3 separate regions of the Homo sapiens genome follow, and all the other regions are linked to region 3. A link is a contact called in ENCODE Hi-C or POLR2A ChIA-PET data. All regions are on one chromosome and are shown on one strand. The core of a region is the stretch at or near the end of the contact, and the rest is flanking DNA. Distances in the headings are between cores, read along the strand shown. Region 1 has its middle 210 kb from the start of DMRTA1. Region 2 holds the start of FOCAD (focadhesin). Region 3 has its middle 17 kb from the start of MIR31HG.

Region 1 (2,700 bases), core at 32-2,531, 660 kb after region 3:
GTCTTTATTCCTAGGCAGAAGCAAGTCTTAGTCCATGCCAGTTTATCCCTTGATCTGAAAATAGTCTCTGGCTGTCAGACACAACTATGTCTGAAATTAAGATTAAGCCCTATGAGTCTTCAGTGAACAAAATGGAAATAAATGCTGAAAATCCCCCTACCTATCTTGAAAGCATACCCTGGAGTGAGAGGTTGTTTTCTCAATTAAAATTTATCTTTTCAGGTGTTTTGTAGAAGTCTAAAGACTCAGTCAGTGGGCATGAGTCATCTGGCTGTGGTAAGATTAGAAATTCCTAACACATGATATAGGAGGCCAGTGCTCCAGGAGGCAGAGAAAATGAAGGAAAACAGCTTTCTACAGCTCTTACCCCCACAACCCCCATCTCTCTGTAACTTAATTTTTCTTCTCAAGTTTCGAACAAGTACAGATAGAACAACTTGTTTTCTAATCTTTTTCTCTTTTTCTCATTCCTCTTCTTTCTTTATTCTTCTTTTCCCCCCTCTTTTTGTTTCCTTTTCCTGACTCTTGAAAACCATGGCAAGTGCTTATTATTTCAGTTGAATATGTTAAAAATTGTTATCAAGAAGTTGATTTTTTGTGTATAAAAATGGTGAACTAAGATACTGTTAAAAGAGTGGAATAAATGAAGAGGAGAGACAGAAGAACCAAAGATGGGAAAAGGACTGGAAAAGAAAAAGAGACTAAAAGGAAGGTAAGGGGCGAGGAGGAAATGGGCCTCTGAGCCTGTAGAGACCAATGGGGACTACGGAAGTCTGAGTTTATTTAAAAGACTAACTGGGGAACATACTTTGCTAAGTTGTGCTTTTTCACTAGCTAATATCATAACTAAAAAACCAAAGGTATTGCAGCTTCTATTTCAGGAAATCGCAATCCAACTATTCAATTTTTTTTTCAGCTGTTTTGATGTTAAAAGATAGGCCAGAGCACAGGTTTTGTGCATTTGAAATTGCTAAGTAGCTGGCCCCACGGGTTATTCACTCACAGTGCTCTTCAGGTGACTGGTCAGTGTTGGTGAGGATAATGTTTCCATTGCTCCTTCAGTCTCTTTGGCCTGCTTTCCTGAAGGAGAGTAATACAAATCCTAATTAAAATGAAAATGAGAAGTTACTAAAATGCCCTTTCCTTTACAGAACTCTATTTCATTTACAGAGGTCGGATGTTCGTGTTTAACTACCAAATCCCTCTATCTCACTTAGAGCTCAGGAGTCAAATAATCTAGACAAATAAGTCAATGTAGTTCCTAAAAGTGCCGAAGTACTTTTCTGCCATAATTTTTTTTTTTTTTTTTTTTTTACTTTGAGGACATCTAGCGGCGGTTTAGTGGCTGTGTTCTTCAAAGGCAAACTGGAAGAAACTTCAGGACATAGTAGCAATGGCAGAACCTATTTTTCTGAACACCTTCACACTTACAGTGATTTATCTTAAGCCTGAAGACAAAACTGCTGTGGTCCTGGAGGATAAACAGGCTCATTCCAGAATCTGCAGCTAAATCCTCACTTCCTTCTTTCACTGTTATCAGACAAAATTCCCTTGGCCTAATTGTTTTATGGGTAGTTTTTAATGAGCTCGTTGTTTATTGACACAAATAGATCTCCTTTTAAAGACTACAGAATGGCCACAATCATGTCATTTCATCAACTAATTAACAGATATTGATAGCCTGCTTTGGGTGGATATTTTGAGGGTCATACTAAGATAAGACAAAGGTTTACGTGAAAGGGAACTTTTGACCTCTTTATTCTGTTTGGGCTTGAATTTTATTGGGTAGCATCTTCATCGGTGGAAAGAGGGCAGGTCTTTTTCAAATGCTGGTGGTGAAAGACTTCAGTTCTGTCCTCAGAGACGAGGGCCTAATAATCTGAGTTTTCCTTTCCTCATTTGTAAATGAAGGTGATTATACTTAGTTCATAAGGTGGTTGTGATGATGATATGAAACCTGAAGACAACTCACATAGTGTCTAGTATCTGGAAGACACTAAAAAATTTTTAAAACCCCTTGTCTACTCCCCTCACTTCACCCCATGCCTTCGACATGGCCCTTGCTGTAGTGGTCTTCTGGGCAAAAGTGTTCACTGCCTCACCCAGAGCCCTGCAAATGCCACTCTGATCCATCTTCATCTGAGTCTTTGGAGCAAACCACATCTCACAGCTTTGTAATTCTGATCTACTGACTTGCCCTGGATCTTTCATACAAACCTGTTCTATAAGATCAAGGTAAATCACACAAAATAACTTGTTAGGCAGAGTTTCTGATAGTTATGATAAGCAGCATCAAAACTGGCTATTTTAGCAGTAAATTCCCTGATAATCATGGGTTCAAGAAGTGACATGTTCAGCTTGTTGACATGGGAGCTGTTGATATCTATATTTTTCATTTAATGTAAATTTAGACAAGGTGATTTCTAAGATCCTCACTGCATGTAACAAAGTTCAAACATTTTAATTCAGTCTCAAAGAGCCACTCTAGTCTACTCACTTCTTTAGATTTATCTTAGGTCACTGTTGCCTTGCTCATTATATTCCTACCCATTCATTTAAAAAACTCTTTTTGAACTCACTGAGCTCTTTGCTACCTTTTGACACTAGACATAAGTTTTCTTCTTTTTGGACTCCATGTTTTATTCTTCATCTGGCTAATTCCTTCCTATTCATCCTTTGGCATCAGCATAAATATTGCTT
Region 2 (2,700 bases), core at 134-2,633, 890 kb before region 3:
TTCTCCTGCCTCAGCCTCCTGAGTAGAGTAGCCGTGACTGCAGGCGCGCAACCCCACGCCGGGCTAATTTTTGTATGTTTTTTTTAGTAGAGATGGGGTTTCACCACGTTGCCTAGGCTGGTCTTGAACTCCGCCCTCCTCGGCCTCCCAAAGTGCTGGGATTACAGGTGTGAGCCCCCCCACCTGGCCCCAAGATTAATTTAGATAAATTCTTAGAGGGTGAATGCATAGTTGGTTATTGGGAAAACTGTTAACGGTCTGTGATACATAATTACTTTTCTGAGGTGATGGGGAACCAAATTCTTCCTACAAATGAGAAACAGAACTTCTTGTCTACACATTAAAATGACTTTGGAAACTTAGAAAAATATCAATGTCAAGATCTGGCAGCAGACCTTTTTCAACCAAGTGATGAGGCCCAGGCACTTGTTTTTTTATTTTTATTTTTTCCTAAGGGTGCCCCAGGGTTTAGAAACAACTAAGTCAGATATTTTTAGAGTAATTTGTCTTAACTCTTTCATCTTGCGTAAAATTTCCATTCTGTCATCCACAACCGGAATTCCACTCCGTCATACCAGTCTCTCCTCGTTTTTTTCTGCTGGCTCTTTTCAGCGTGTTTCATCGTGGCTGCTGTCTGTCTGTTACAGCCTTCTCACGTGGGAGCCCCTGCCCCGCCCCACGAGAAAATACATGTTTATCATTCAGTAAGTATTGCGCAAAATCGTAACAGAATAATTACTCGCGCCAATTCCCCCCAGATTAGATCAGCAGAAACACTTGGGCTAGAACTACCTCAGGACTATCTAACAAGTGGATATACCACAGTGGCGTGGAGAGCTGCAGTGTTATGTGTTGGCCAAATGAAGTAAAGACACCAAGTAGCTATTAGGCGAAGAACGAAGCGTCTTCGCGGCAAGTCGGCTGTCTGCTTTAAATTTTCTGAATCCTTAATGTTATCAGTATTATTTATTTCCCCCGAGAAACAAAATCTCCAAATACCAAGAAGCTGTTCTGTATTGCCAAAAGCTGCATAGGGGCAGGCTGCCAACAGGACTACCCGGGCACGCTGCAGTGGCATCTCTAGGCAGTTTCCTTTAATCTGATTTTCCTTGGGCTAACTCCTCACTGCGGTGCTGCTCCACAGCCAGCCCCCGCGCGCAGCCCTCCCCGCACCAGCTCGGCTGCAGAGCGCGGGTCCGCCGCCCACGCCGCCTTTCAACCGCAGTGCGCGGCCCGGGCCTTAGACGCGCGTGCGCGCGAGCCGGGGAGGGCGGGCCCCAGCCGGAGGAGGCGGAACAGGGCCTCGCGATATGCAGCCCATTGGCTCTCTCCTGCAGTCCCCGCCCCCGGGCGTTCGAGGCGGCGGGGCGGGCCACGTCAGGCAGCCGGCGCTGGGCTGAGCTTGTGGCAGAAGGGAGGTAAGCCGTGCGGGGCGGCGGGCTGCCACCGCTGCACCCCTGCTCGGGAGCCGCCGGGTCGCGCCGCCTGCGGCCCGGTCGGCTTGCATGGAGGGCGGCTGAGGCCCTGCGGGGCTGGGGCTGAGCTGGGAGACGGGGCAGTGGAGCATGTGGCGGCAGGGCCGCGTCGCGGCGAGGGGCAGCCGGGAGGGGGCTTTTTGCCCTCGTCCGGTCCTGCTGGGGCTCTCAGCTTCTGGAGGACTAGGCCTTCTGAGGTTACGGAGCTCCGAGATACCTGGGCAGGGCTGGCTGTGGTGACTGCGGTGGGACTTAGTGGGATCTCGACTCGGAAGCCGGTCGGCGCGATCCTTGCATACTTAGCTGCAGCAGGTTGCAGTCGTCCCACTCTCCTTCGACCGGTTCCCTAGTTGGGGGCAGAGCAGGAGATTCTGGCCGCGTCCTGCCTGGCCTGGGGTGACTGTCTCCTTCTCATTCCCGGTGACTCACTCAGATCATGTCCACTTATAATGCAAAGGCTTATGGGTGAGCAGGGCCTGTTTTCAGTCTCCTAGTTCTCTGGCTCCGTCCGCACTTGCGGCAATTACTTGAAGAAAGAGTATGTTAGATGTATGTTTTGAAATTTTCGCAGCAGCTAACGCGTGGAGACGTGCAGTTATGTTGCATTTACCCTTCATGAGTTTTAGTTTCAGCTGTGGCGTCCTGATATCTCAGTGTGGTTCCTGAATTTGGAGCTTTTGAAATGAATGAAATCCTGCCAATTTCATGCAGTCATTCATTCATACATTCCAAACTTTTTTGATGGATGCCTTAATGGTCAGCCTCATACCAGGTATTAAAATCGGCATTTCCTGCGTTTTATTCCAGTTTATATGTTAGTTTTATTGTCTAGATTTGAGTTGGAAATTTTTTTTTTTTTTGTTATTTTCAGGTTCTAGTATCCCTGAAACCATCGTGGCTCTGAGGGTGTAATCCTGATAACTGTATCAGTAATGACTCCAGGTTTCAGTGGCCTATCTGTAAGAAGAGGAATGGGATTAGTATAATTTTGAGATTTTCCAGGAGAGGAGGGTAGATGGCATGTTTCCTGAACTGTGTTAACAGGAAGTAACTATTTTAAAAACACAGGATGCATTTTATGATTATGTTTTACTGTGTCAACGAACATTGTATCTGTCCACATTCACTTTTTGACTACCAAGCAAGTGCATGTTTACAATTTTGATTCACATCCAATTCCTGCGTAGAAAGCACTGTGACTCATCTGAATTTTGAAATGAAGTAA
Region 3 (2,700 bases), core at 198-2,697:
TATGTGGGGCTTTATTATAATATTCTCTCTACTTTGAAATGTACTTGAAATTTTTAATAACAAAGTTAAAATAAATGTAATATTATGTGTTTCCTAATTCTGATACTATCATACTTGCCCAATTTTGTGTGTGTGTGTGTGTGTGTGTGTGTGTGTGTGTGTGTGTGTAAGACAGGGTCTTGCTTTGTTGCCCAGGCTGGAGTACAGTGGTATGATTACTGCTCACTGAAGCCTTGACCTCCCAGGCTCCAGCAGTCCTCCTAATTCAGCCTTCCAAGTAGCTGGGACTACAGGCACATGGCACAATATCAGGCTAATTTTTGTAATTTTTTGTAGATTTGTGGTCTCCCTATGTTGCCTAGGCTGGTCCCAAACTCCTGGGCCCAAGCGATCCGCCCACCTTGGCCTTTCCCAATTCTTACAGCAAAAAAGAGTATACAGTTGATATGAACCATTCTCTGAACATCATTTGTTTTTACTGTACCTGCTTCTGTCATAATGAACAAGAAGTGTGAAGGATATTTATCTGTCCATAGCAGCAGATGACAATGTTTTATGCTGAACTACAGCGGACAGGTGATGTGCAAATATATGAAACTCTCAAATATATAACTGGCTCTGCTTCTTAGAAGCTTGTAGACTTGAAGTAAGCAACCTACCCGCTCTAGGCTTTTTCTGTGAAAAGGGCTATAATTGGATCTACTTCCAGGCTATTGTTAGGATTTAGGACATAATGCATACAAATCACTCGGCTCATTGCCTGAAACATAGTGAGAACCCAATAAACATCATAGCACCCAAAAAACATAAATACCTTTTAGCAGCAGTCAAAAAAGGTAAAACATTTGTGTTCTACCTCACAAGGAGTTTCCACACTGTAGCTGGGAAACAAATCACCCCTTAATAAGGTTAAGCTATACAGTATAGCTCAGTTTTCATCTTTCACGTCTCAAACAGAAACATCATGTGGATCTTTCACTCAAACCAAATGGAAGTTGTTTTCCTTTCCACAACAATATGAATTCCCTTGGTTAGACAGTAAGAAGGTCACTGGACAATTTCTGAACTGTGAATAAGCAAATACAAAGAGAAGGAAAAAAGCTGGGTTTGTTGAGCAGGCATTGCTCATTCCAGACTGATGACACAACTTTTGGTTAAGGATAGTGAAGATAGAGAAAGCAGTTGCACTGACATTTCAACACATTCCTTTAGCCATGGTAATTAACGCCTCAACTTCTGGATTCAGGGAACGGCCCTCTCTCTGCTGAGGACATTCATTTCAAAGGTGTGCTTTTAAGTGAATTGAAAAGGACCCTAAAGAGAAAGGCTGCCTTTCATATCTCGTCTCTCTCTTCAGTGAATCTGGACACAGTGCTTTCATCTTCTCATTGCCCAGCTTAGGTCCCCTTTTGTTTTGTGGTGCCCTGTTACGTTGCTTTGTTTTGGTTTCTCTGGGAGGCCTGCCAACCCTAGCCTCAGAGAAGGCTCGAAATGATGAGATCAAATGTTTTGAGACAGTGTTACATTTCCTTTTTTTCCCCAAGCTTTTCTTTGTTTAGCTCTATGCCTCCTGTCATCTTAAATCTTCTCTTCCTTATGTAGTGCCTCTATAGCCAAAGAGATTGCTAAGTCACAGAATCACGTACTTTGAAGTAATTTCTTGAGAGTAATGAAACTCAGCTACCTGACAGAAAAATCCCCTTTATGATAACTCCAACCCATGCTTATGCTCAAATATGACTTGCACACACTTCATACAGGGGAGTTCCTTGCACCAATACTAGTTTTTAAATGTAGTTTTTAGAACGTTCTTCCTTATGGTTTTAGAACTGTAATTAATCTTAATTCTAGTTAATGGAGTTAAACAGAAGGAATCATATCCCCTCCTCTCCCACCTGTTTTCTCTTTTTCAGATTTAGAATCTCATTTTCTAAACATTATGTAGAAATTAAGATGTAGAAGGGGAGGGTGATCATAAAAATATACAGACAGGCTTTACAGAATTCATTCCTTCATTCAAAAAATAATTCAAAGTACGAGCCAGGGGATTCTAAGTTTTGAAGTGAGGAGTAACTTGATCTATAGAAGGAATTGAAACAAAAACTGCATGAATAGACTTTTGAGTCAGGGAGGGTCTTCCCAGATGAAGCTGGGTTTTGTAGACTTAGGGACATTTTTCCAAAAATAATAAAAAAACAGGGAGGAGTTTTAAGCAGCAATGTCATAGGGTTTCAAGACATTTTGCCATTATGGCTACCCTCTTCTGGACAGACTGTAGTTATTCACCATTCTGTTTCAGGTGCACAGCGCTAACCATACCATCCAGACAGGGGCTGGTGAGTCCACAGTAGGCTGAGCCATCACCTCCTTTGTTCTGGACATTAGATTGATGCATCCTAATGATGTATTTACTTGGATGGTCACTTTGTCATTCTGTTTTGTATCAGATAGATCTGGTGGTCGACTAAAATCAATACCTGGTTTGGGTTGGATTTTTGATGCTAGATATGCTATACAGAAGCTGGACCACAAAGGAAACTCACGTCAACTTGAGATGCCCAGCATTAAGTTTCTCTTCTCTTTCTGCATCTAATTGAGCCTATATGATGAGAGTTTTGCTTTTGTTCTGGTTTTTCTCTTTTCTTCTATAATTTTTTTCTAATGATGACAGCAAACTTGGAAAATACAGAAAAACAAAGT

The links. A loop is a pair of places that touch in the nucleus more often than their neighbours do. ChIA-PET counts read pairs that join two places held with the same protein, here RNA polymerase II (POLR2A). Pooled maps may share reads with other maps.
Region 1: a loop to region 3 is called in a pooled map, with 2.8 times the contacts of the local background. The contact joins two enhancer-like sites. A Hi-C loop is called at or near these places in 4 of 50 pooled maps. POLR2A ChIA-PET finds 5 or more read pairs at or near these places in 2 of 52 experiments (HEK293 and MCF 10A).
Region 2: a pooled map shows a loop between it and region 3 (2.2-fold over the local background). The contact joins the promoter of FOCAD here to the enhancer-like site in region 3. A Hi-C loop is called at or near these places in 4 of 50 pooled maps. POLR2A ChIA-PET finds 5 or more read pairs at or near these places in 2 of 52 experiments (AG04449 and AG04450).

What each region holds. Positions count from the first base shown.
Region 1 is chr9:22,237,835-22,240,534 of GRCh38, forward strand. No RefSeq gene overlaps it. Among named protein-coding and RNA genes, the nearest start is that of DMRTA1, 210 kb to the right of the region's middle. Within about 2 kb of position 1,282, at least 6 of the 41 ENCODE cell types and tissues checked have a DNase peak (open chromatin) inside an H3K27ac peak, as active enhancers do.
Region 2 is chr9:20,682,876-20,685,575 of GRCh38, forward strand. FOCAD (focadhesin) reads left to right here and starts at 1,384. Exons shown (of 44, transcript NM_001375567.1): 1 at 1,384-1,418. It overlaps FOCAD-AS1 (FOCAD antisense RNA 1), which reads right to left and starts at 1,875. Exons shown (of 2, transcript NR_121601.1): 1 at 1,693-1,875; 2 at 427-666. RefSeq lists a silencer at 987-1,686 and an enhancer at 1,086-1,826.
Region 3 is chr9:21,575,309-21,578,008 of GRCh38, forward strand. No RefSeq gene overlaps it. Among named protein-coding and RNA genes, the nearest start is that of MIR31HG, 17 kb to the left of the region's middle. RefSeq lists a silencer at 1,672-1,721. Within about 2 kb of position 1,448, at least 10 of the 41 ENCODE cell types and tissues checked have a DNase peak (open chromatin) inside an H3K27ac peak, as active enhancers do.